2 separate regions of the Mus musculus genome follow, and region 2 is linked to region 1. Evidence: chromatin contacts called from ENCODE Hi-C or POLR2A ChIA-PET data. All regions are on one chromosome and are shown on one strand. Each heading gives the region's core, a stretch centred on a gene start or an enhancer-like site at or near the end of the contact. The rest is flanking DNA. Distances are from core to core; before and after follow the strand shown. Region 1 holds the start of Iars2 (isoleucine-tRNA synthetase 2, mitochondrial). Region 2 holds the start of Eprs (glutamyl-prolyl-tRNA synthetase).

Region 1 (4,343 bases), core at 969-3,468:
TGTACTACACACTCCTATTCTCACCAGCCCAGCGAGAAATGTCCACACACACCACTTACATATCGCTAGGATTGGGAAAGACTTTTTTTTTTTAATTTATTTATTTTATGTATATGAGTACACTGCAGCTATCTTCAGACAGACCAGAAGAGGGCATCTGATTCCATTACAGATGGTTGTGAACCACCATGTGGTCGCTGGGAATTGAACTCAGGATCTCTGGAAGAGGAGTCAGTGCTCTTAACAGCTGAGCCACCTCTCCAGCCCTGGGAAAGACTTCTTTAGTTTATTTCATTTACTCTGTATTTAGACATACCTTTCAGGTGTGGTAAAAATGTCTACAACACACACCCTCTAAAGCCGTACACTGGATGCTGGTGGGATGGCTCAGCAGGCAGTTTGGAGCACACGTTCTTCCAGAGCACTGGGGTTTGGTTCCCAGCACAGGCTCACAACTATCCAAACCTCTAGTTCCATGGTGCTCCACAACCTCTTCTGACCTCCTCTGGTACCAGACACACAAATGGTGCACATAAATACACCCAGGCAAAGACTCATACACATAAATAAATCAAAAAACAAAACAAAACAAAACAAAACAAAACAAAAAACTTAACAGTCCATACATTAGTTTTTGTAGTTACATTGTAACGGCGTAACAATTGCCATAAATACGGACAGATACATTCTCTCTCATGGATTTAGCTTAGCCACTGAGATGCAGAGTCCACCGGCACTCTGGGAAGTATGCCTCTTTCATGAGCTCACAGTATCTTTGTAGGGAGAATTCTGGAGTTTTGTTTTTTTTGTTTTTGTTTGTTTTTAAAAAAACAGACAAACAAATGTTTTTGCTTGAATCCCAGATGCGGGGATATGGGGCTGCTTCAGACCATCCAACTATGACAGCGGCTGCTGACTCTGATTTGCCTCTTGCCCTAGCAGAGGCGTGGTTTTGCTACCTGTGGATAATTTCTGTGATTGTATGATATTTGAAATCAACTTTTCAGATGGTATATAAATGCTAAAGAGTGGAGACAGGGTGGCATAGTTGTGCTCACAGAGAAAATAAGATTGGGGTCTGTATCTCTTTTTCTCTCCTCTATCATTGTTCTTCTCCTATCTAGAGGTAGAGGATGAAACTGGGAGAATAAAGCATGGGAAAAGAATCCACAAAGTAGCTCAGACCAGCTACATATCTTCTCATAGGGTTTCCCAGAAAACAGCCTAGTTGATTGAATACAGCTAGTTGTTCTGGAGAGTTTGGTGGTAATGTTTTCTTCATGCTGCTGTGAGATGACAGCTGTCAGTCAGGTTCTCAAATGGGAAACTACAGTTCAGAGAACGGTATTGTAAATGCTGTCATTTACTACAGAGCAGGGGAGATGGTGGTACAAACAGGAGAATTCACAAAAACGCTTAAACACCGTGTATAATTCCAGGTGCGGGGGAAGGCCCGCATCCCCCGAGCCAGCTGCTTAGAAAGACTAACCATATGGGCCAGCTCTTTGTTTCTGAGAGACCCTAACTCCTTGAATGAGGTGAAAGAGGCATGGAAGATGATTCCCACCATCAACCTAGGACTTCCACATGCACACATAGATGCATGCCCACACATGCAAATATGCACACACACACACACGGAAATGAGAAGGCAAAACAGGCTGTATACTACCTCTGGCAGTCCACGTTTCCACTCTCTCGATACTTGCTACCAAACTTCATGCTTGTTCTAATCTATTAGATGGCTCTGTGTCATCCTGACTCCCAAAGGTGAGCATAGTTTTGCATTCATTGGCTATATTTTTTTTATGAATTGCCTGTGCTTACCTTTCCCCCCTTCCTTTATCTTGTTTGTAGTCACTTTCTATACATTTTTGTTAAAGTGTGGCACAAAAATGGCAAAATTACAGTTGTAAACCCGTGTAGCCCTGGCTGTCCTGCGGAGCTCATTCTGTAGACCAGGCTAGCCTCGAACTTGGAGACCCGACTGGCTCTGCCACCATGTGCTGGGACTAATCCCCTGCACCACCACTGCACGGCTTTAGCTTTGCTACTTTTGTTTATGACCCTGGACAAGTTAATTAAATGTATCTGATTGGGGAAAGCCGAGTGATAGTAAACACCTCTCTCTACCCCTACTAGACCTCATGAAAGACCTGTAGAGATACAGACTTCCAAGCCGGAAAACCCCGCCCTTGCTCTTGCCCCGCCCCTTCCGCCCCGGAGCGCGTGCGCAGTTCCTCGCCGCCGAGCTCTTCAAGGGTCTCTACCTTTAGGTACCGGGCGGCTGCCGTGGGCCGTGTGCGGAGGGCTCCGCCCGGCTCGTCCACCATGCACTGGGGGCTGTGCCCTCGCGGGCCCGGGGCGGCGGCGGTCGCCGCGGCTGGGAGCTTCTGGGGGCCAGCCCGTTTGCCCAGCCGCCTAGGGTGTCTGGGGATGACGAGGAGGCTCGTGGTACGATCCGTGGCCGGGGCGGACAGCCCCCAGAGCAGCTCGAAAGGCGGCAGATACCGTGACACGGTGCTGCTGCCGCAGACCAGCTTCCCGATGAAGCTGCTGGGCCGCCAGCAGTCCGACATGGAGCTGGAGATCCAGCAGGTACCGGACGCGGCCACCCGAGCAGGGCGGGGCGGGCCAGCTCTGCGGGAACCCTGCAGGCCGCGCGGCTTCCCCGGCGAGCGCCCAGCGGGCCGGGTTCCAAAGTGAAGCCCGGAGCCGCACCGAGCACCTTCCGATTTCCGCTCCCAGCGAGTCGGCTTTGCACACTTTTCCCTTTGTCACTTGTCAGAAAGTAGCCAGCGTGAGCATGTGTAAATGAAACTTCAGGAGTGGGCTGGAGAGGTAGCTCGGCGCCTAAGAGCGCTTGCCACCCTTGCGGAGGATCCGCGTTCCGTTTCCAGCACACAAGTCTGGCAGTTCACAACCACCTGTAACTCCAACTCCAGAAGATCCGATGCCTGACCTCTGTCTGCAGGCACCCGCGCTCGCGTGCACCACACACGAATAATCAAAGAGAAACTTAAAACTAAACTTAAAACATTATAAAAGTATTACCAAAGAAGGGAGGTTGAACCCCACCTTAGTCACATGTTTAGGTTTTTCACAGGAATCATGATTTCTTTGAAGGACAAAGTAGCGGCCCTTTTCTGGGTCCCCTGTGTCGTCGGTATCTGTCTCCTATGTCATACTGAATTTGCTAACGTCTGAGATTCATTCGTTAGTGTCTGCACACTAGAGTATTTAAGATATTTCTGATAATCAGGAATACTGCTTAAGTGAATAGCGTTAGCCTGAATATTCTTTGGATTTAGGGAATTATTGAGGCCAAAGAATTGAAAGAATAAATTACCAGTGTGTTTTGGGTGGCAGAGTGGACTGGGAATAGACAGGTTTTTCAGCAGGTCTGTATTGAGGTAGTGAATACTGAGAGACTTGCTAAGAATTTAGAGCCACCATGCCACATAAACGTTTACACTTTAGTCTGAAGAATTGTTGGGATTTTTGAAGACTACTGAAGGGCTGGAGAGATGGCTCAGTGGTTAAGAGCACTGATTGCTCTTCCAGAGGTCCTGAGTTCAAATCCCAGCAACCACGTGGTGGCTCACAACCATCTGTAATGGGATCTGATGCCCTCTTCTGGTGTGTCTGAAGACAGCTACAGTGTACTTATATAAATAAAATAAAGAAAATCTTAAGAATAAATAAATAAAGACTACTGAAAGTGTTAAGAGAATTCTAGTTTATTCCAAAAAGTTTTCCAGGTTCTATTTCTGGGCTGAATGGATTGGAATGGGATAAATGATGACCAGGTATTGATAAGGGTCTATGTATTTATGTGATATCTAAACATTGGCTTTTTTTTTTTTTTTTTAACAGAAATGTGGCTTTTCAGAGCTTTATTCCTGGCAAAGAGAAAGAAAAGTAAAGACGGAATTTTGCCTTCATGACGGGCCTCCTTATGCCAACGGTGACCCTCATGTTGGGCATGCCCTGAACAAGGTAATTAGAATTGAAGTGTAGAGCTTGGAAGTAAGTACTCTGCTAAAGAGTTTATATTGTCTGTGTATGGTAATTATATAAACTAGTATTGGCCTGTGCAAATACATGAATTATTAGTGAGTTTATGTATTTATTATGGTGTTTGGGAGTCAAACCCAGGGCCTTGTTTGTGCTAGGTAAGTATTCTTCTAGTGAACTGCATTCCAGATACACCTTGTGTGTGTGGTAAGGAACCCGGGATGTACCATGTGGGAGACTAGCCCTGCTCCTGCATCTCCTCTCTGTATCTGCAGCTCTCACTAGACACATTAGTAACCATGCAGCTCTCACTAGACACATTAGTA
Region 2 (4,343 bases), core at 1,249-3,748, 34 kb before region 1:
GGGAAGGCAGTGTAAGGGTGGGACTAGAAGGAGAGGAGGGAGGGGGACTTCGATTGGACTGTAAAGTGAACAAATAAATAAATCAATGAAAAAATAAACTAAAAATGCCTTTGGTTGAAAGAGAAAGCTTTACATCCGGGGTAGTGGCAGGTGGACAGCACAATGACAGGCAGGTGGCACTTCAATAAGTGTTCAAGACCAGAACGGACAAATCAAATTCACACACCGACTGCTGGGCTGGCAATGTACAGCAGGAATGATTCCACCATCCCTGCCCAGGACGGACAGCTTGACGCCAACCACTGGGAAACATTTAACAACCCAATTAAGGGATACATAAGTAAGAGGTTTGGCATCTTCAGGAGACAACGCTATTAAAACCAAGCTAATAAATCATTCCACATTGAAAGAAGACGTGAAAAAGGACAGTAAAGGGCAAATAAAGCATGGTCCTCCTAGATCCTGGCAACTACTTAGAACAATCAGCCCCAGAACAACAAAGACGACTGAGCATTAGGCAGAATTCTATCAGCCTATACTTCCTGGATGAAGTCAGGGAGAGATTCCTTGCCTGTAGGAGACACCGAAGAAGTATTCTGGAGGCAGAAGCATCAAATAAGCTCTGTGTTCTTAAGTAGGATGGGGAAAGTTCTATGTGTGAGTTTGAAAGTGTTTTAGCACACACACACTCTCACAAAATGACATGTTAAAGCCATAAAATCCTCACAATGTGATGGGTTTTTTCTAAATATTTAATCCAATTTTATTACTTAAAAGAGAATATATATCTGATCTATAGGCAATAAAAAATTAAAATAAGAGAAAGAGGTGCAAGCAGAAAAATAATATACATTCTCTAACTGGCTTAGAGTTCAAAATGCAAACCAAATTTAAGAGTGTTTTCCAGAATACCAGCAGAATTTGATTCTGAGTTTTAAGGATACAGACTTCATGGTCCCCTGCAGTGATTTTTCAAGGCAGTTTTTACAAACACAAAAAACCTCACACACACACCCCACCCCTCCGGGGGGGGGGGGGGGGAACAAAAACAAAAAAAAACCAAACCTATAGTTTAGCTATGCACTGAACAGCTAAAATGTGAAAAAACTCTTCCTGTAGTCTCACTAAATTCTGGCAACCAGCGCTGGAAAGGTTTCCTTCTTCCTTACAGAACAAATCAAGGAATCTCAACTGCACTCCGCAGCGGGCAGAACTCAGGCCTCCAGGATTAGCCACGAGGTCAGCATCATCTACCTAGTGCCGTTTCAAACCAAGAATCACATCTACTTCTTTCAGGGCTCATGGATTTGTTGTGAGGTTAGCATACAGAGACTGGAACTAACATGCTAAAATGTTATCATTTTAGAACATTTCAAGCGATTGCTACAGTCTATTTTTAGGGCTGGTGAGTGTGGCTCAACAGTCAAGTGCTTGCCTACAATGCAAAGCTCCCTGAGCTGTTTCCCAGCGCATTAATACATAAATAAATGTCTTTTCACTCCAATAGGCGCAGACTGCTGTCAAAGTTGAGGTTGCAAGAAATTTCATCAGCCCCACATGGCCAATTGTATTCAAGGGGCTGACTTTTTGAGTATTAGAAAAAGTACTTCCAAGTCTACATGATAAAATTTTTGGGTTGTTTCCCAAAGTAATGAAAAGACAGAAATTTTAAACTAGCTAGCAATAGCGTTAGCCACTTTGAAAAATCAATTTCGAATGGAACGTAGGATGACGTTTACTCGAGCCTGGACTACGTCCACGGGGTGTGTAGTAAAACAGCCAGTAGCATTAGTCCGCAGCGTTCCTACGGCTTTCCGTAATTACAGCCTTCGACCACAAGCCAACGCAGCCTCAGTAAAAATTCCAAGTGCTGACAGAAAAGTCTACCTTGCTCCCTTTAACTCGACAACCGAAGGGAAAGTGGGGCAAGTGAATTCAGATCTCCTGAGAGGTGGGGAAGGGGCGGGAGGTTCCTAGATCGCATTAAAAGGACGGGCCGGACAGACAGTTGGGGTTTTAATTCCACTTCAAAAGCCACTTGGGACCCTGGCAGAGTCGCAGCCATAGTCTCGTGTCTCCCCGCGGGGCTCTGGTCCTGTCCCCCCACTCCCGGGACAGCGGGCCTCGGGAGACGGCGCCCCGAGCGGACAGAGGCCGGGGCCACGCGGGGCTGGGTTCCCCGCAGAGCAGAACAGGCCCGTCCGTCCCGGGGCGGGAGGCTCGTTCGGCGTGACCGCCGCGGCACCAGCCCCGCACCCACGCGCTGATGCAACCCGCGCGGGTCGGCGGCGCCCTTACCCAGCGGAGGGTTTCCGGCGTTCACCGTGAGGCACAGCGCCGCCATCTCCCAGGAGCTGCGGTCTACTCGTCGGGCTGCCTTCCTGGCGGCGAGGGTTCAGGTGGAAGCAAGGAGATGCAACGTGTGCGCGCGACCGAAGGCACCGCAGCCCTGACTCCTCCCCACGGGCCGCCACCGCCGGAGTCGGTGCGCACGCTACGACACGTCATAAATATGCGCCCGCCAAGGCAGCCTTCGCTCCGCCCCACTCCACGCGCCACGACTGCAGAGAGGTCAAGGCAGGCTACTCTGTGCGTCATCGCTGCGCGCCCACGACATTTCAGCCTCTCTCCCGTCCCCGGCCCGCGGATACTGACGTCTGGCGAACGCTATTGAACGTAATCGCCGTGCGTCGCCTCCACCTTAACCGCACGCTCCAGTTGCCTCTTGGCAGCAGGACTGGGCACCCGTGAGGTGCCACTCCGTTGTGGAAAAGGAACAGCCGTTAAGACCCATCGGAAAGTGAGGGAAGCAGGCGGACGATAGACTAGTCCATTCTGGGGCAGTGGCACATCCATGCACAAAGTCGACGAGCTACACTGGGTATAAGGGAGCTTCCCTTCAGTCTTCTCTAAAAGGAAATATTTTCAGGATTGTTTGGTGTGGTGCACGTCCCAGCATCTAGGAGGCAAGCTAGAAATACAGAAAACTATGGGGACAAAGAGAAAAAGGACCTGCTTGCTGGGCCTCCTGGCCCTGAGAATCAAGATTTCCAGATGTTACTATCTGTAGTGAAGCCTGCCAATATTGACAATGTTTGGGGGTTTTGTTTGTCTGTTTTAGAGAGAAGCATCTTCAAATGAGAGGGTTAATAATAATTCAGGCTATACAGAGAAACCCTGTCTCAAAAAACCAATAATAATAATTCAGGCTGGAGGCCTACGCGTATGTGAGCTTAAGGATGGTCTGCGAACCTCACAACAGTTAACTTGTGTTCACAGTGGAAACAAAAGAACAATTCAGGAACAGCCCATGACCAAATTCCTTAATAACCTTTAAAAATAATAACTTCAGTGTTCTTGCTAAGACCATGAAGTGTGACTGTGGTATGCGTCCTCTTTGGAGCACCTGTCAACTCCCATGCTTTAAAAAAAAAAAAAATCACATAGTAAACTCCAACTTTGAATCATAGTGGCTGCCTCTGAGGAGGTCTTCATGATAGACTTGTCTTGTCATTTCTGGAATCCAAGGTAATTAGAGAAGAGTATGACTGGGGGTAGGGGATTGAGTCAGAGAAGAAACAAAATGGCATTAAGTGCACTGGCTGGTGCCTTCTTTCATTCCTTTGTAATAGAAGTACCTTGCCGGCTGCAAAATGGCTGTGTATAAATGCTGGTTCAGAGGCAGGGACCCAAAGAAATAGCTACCCTATAGTTACATGAAAACATTGGCACATTCCTGAGGCTATTGGAAGGTAAGGGTAAATATGTACTGCTTCTGAAATCTCGCCTGCACCTTGAACTTGAACTTTTGGAAAATGCCCTGGGCAAACACATGCATCACAGAGAATTTGGATTAGAAACCCCCCTGAAAGATGCCTACTTATACACCCGGAAACAGGACAAATATTAGGGCAGCAGTGTGCTTTTGGTTTTGCATCTGAGCAATCTAGCCAAGGCTCTGCAAGTGTTCTACTCTTAAGATACTAAACACTGAGTCCTGAAGTCTTTCTTGAAGTTCTTGTCTTTTAACCATTACTATACTTATTTGTTGGTTTGATCGTCTGAGGCAGAATCTCTATATCTACCTATCTATCACAAGGATTGACCTGAAATAACTAAAGAACTCTATTTACAAAAAAAAAAAAAAAAAAAAAAAAAAAAAAAAAAAAAAAAAAAACCCAACCAACCAAAAAAACCAAACAAACAAACTGCAGAAAATGGGTTATGTCACAAAAATGAGGCGTTTCCCCAATCCTGTATCCGAAGCCCTGATGCATGCTGGGGAAATCACCACTGAGCTACTTTAAAATGTTTACTTAGGGGGTGGGGATAAGGAGTGTCTC

Evidence for each region. A loop is a pair of places that touch in the nucleus more often than their neighbours do. ChIA-PET counts read pairs that join two places held with the same protein, here RNA polymerase II (POLR2A).
Region 2: a map of gastrocnemius shows a loop between it and region 1 (4-fold over the local background). The contact joins the promoter of Eprs here to the promoter of Iars2 in region 1. A Hi-C loop is called at or near these places in 12 of 37 maps with a recorded cell type or tissue (T-helper 1 cell, T-helper 2 cell, adrenal gland and 3 more). POLR2A ChIA-PET finds 5 or more read pairs at or near these places in 3 of 5 experiments (Patski and embryonic stem cell).

Annotation. Positions count from the first base shown.
Region 1 is chr1:185,327,276-185,331,618 of GRCm38, reverse strand. It overlaps Iars2 (isoleucine-tRNA synthetase 2, mitochondrial), which reads left to right and starts at 2,218. Exons shown (of 23, transcript NM_198653.3): 1 at 2,218-2,598; 2 at 3,877-3,999. The coding sequence starts at 2,332. It also overlaps a transcript of Bpnt1 not described here.
Region 2 is chr1:185,361,199-185,365,541 of GRCm38, reverse strand. It overlaps Eprs (glutamyl-prolyl-tRNA synthetase), which reads right to left and starts at 2,498. Exons shown (of 32, transcript NM_029735.2): 1 at 2,299-2,498. The coding sequence starts at 2,344.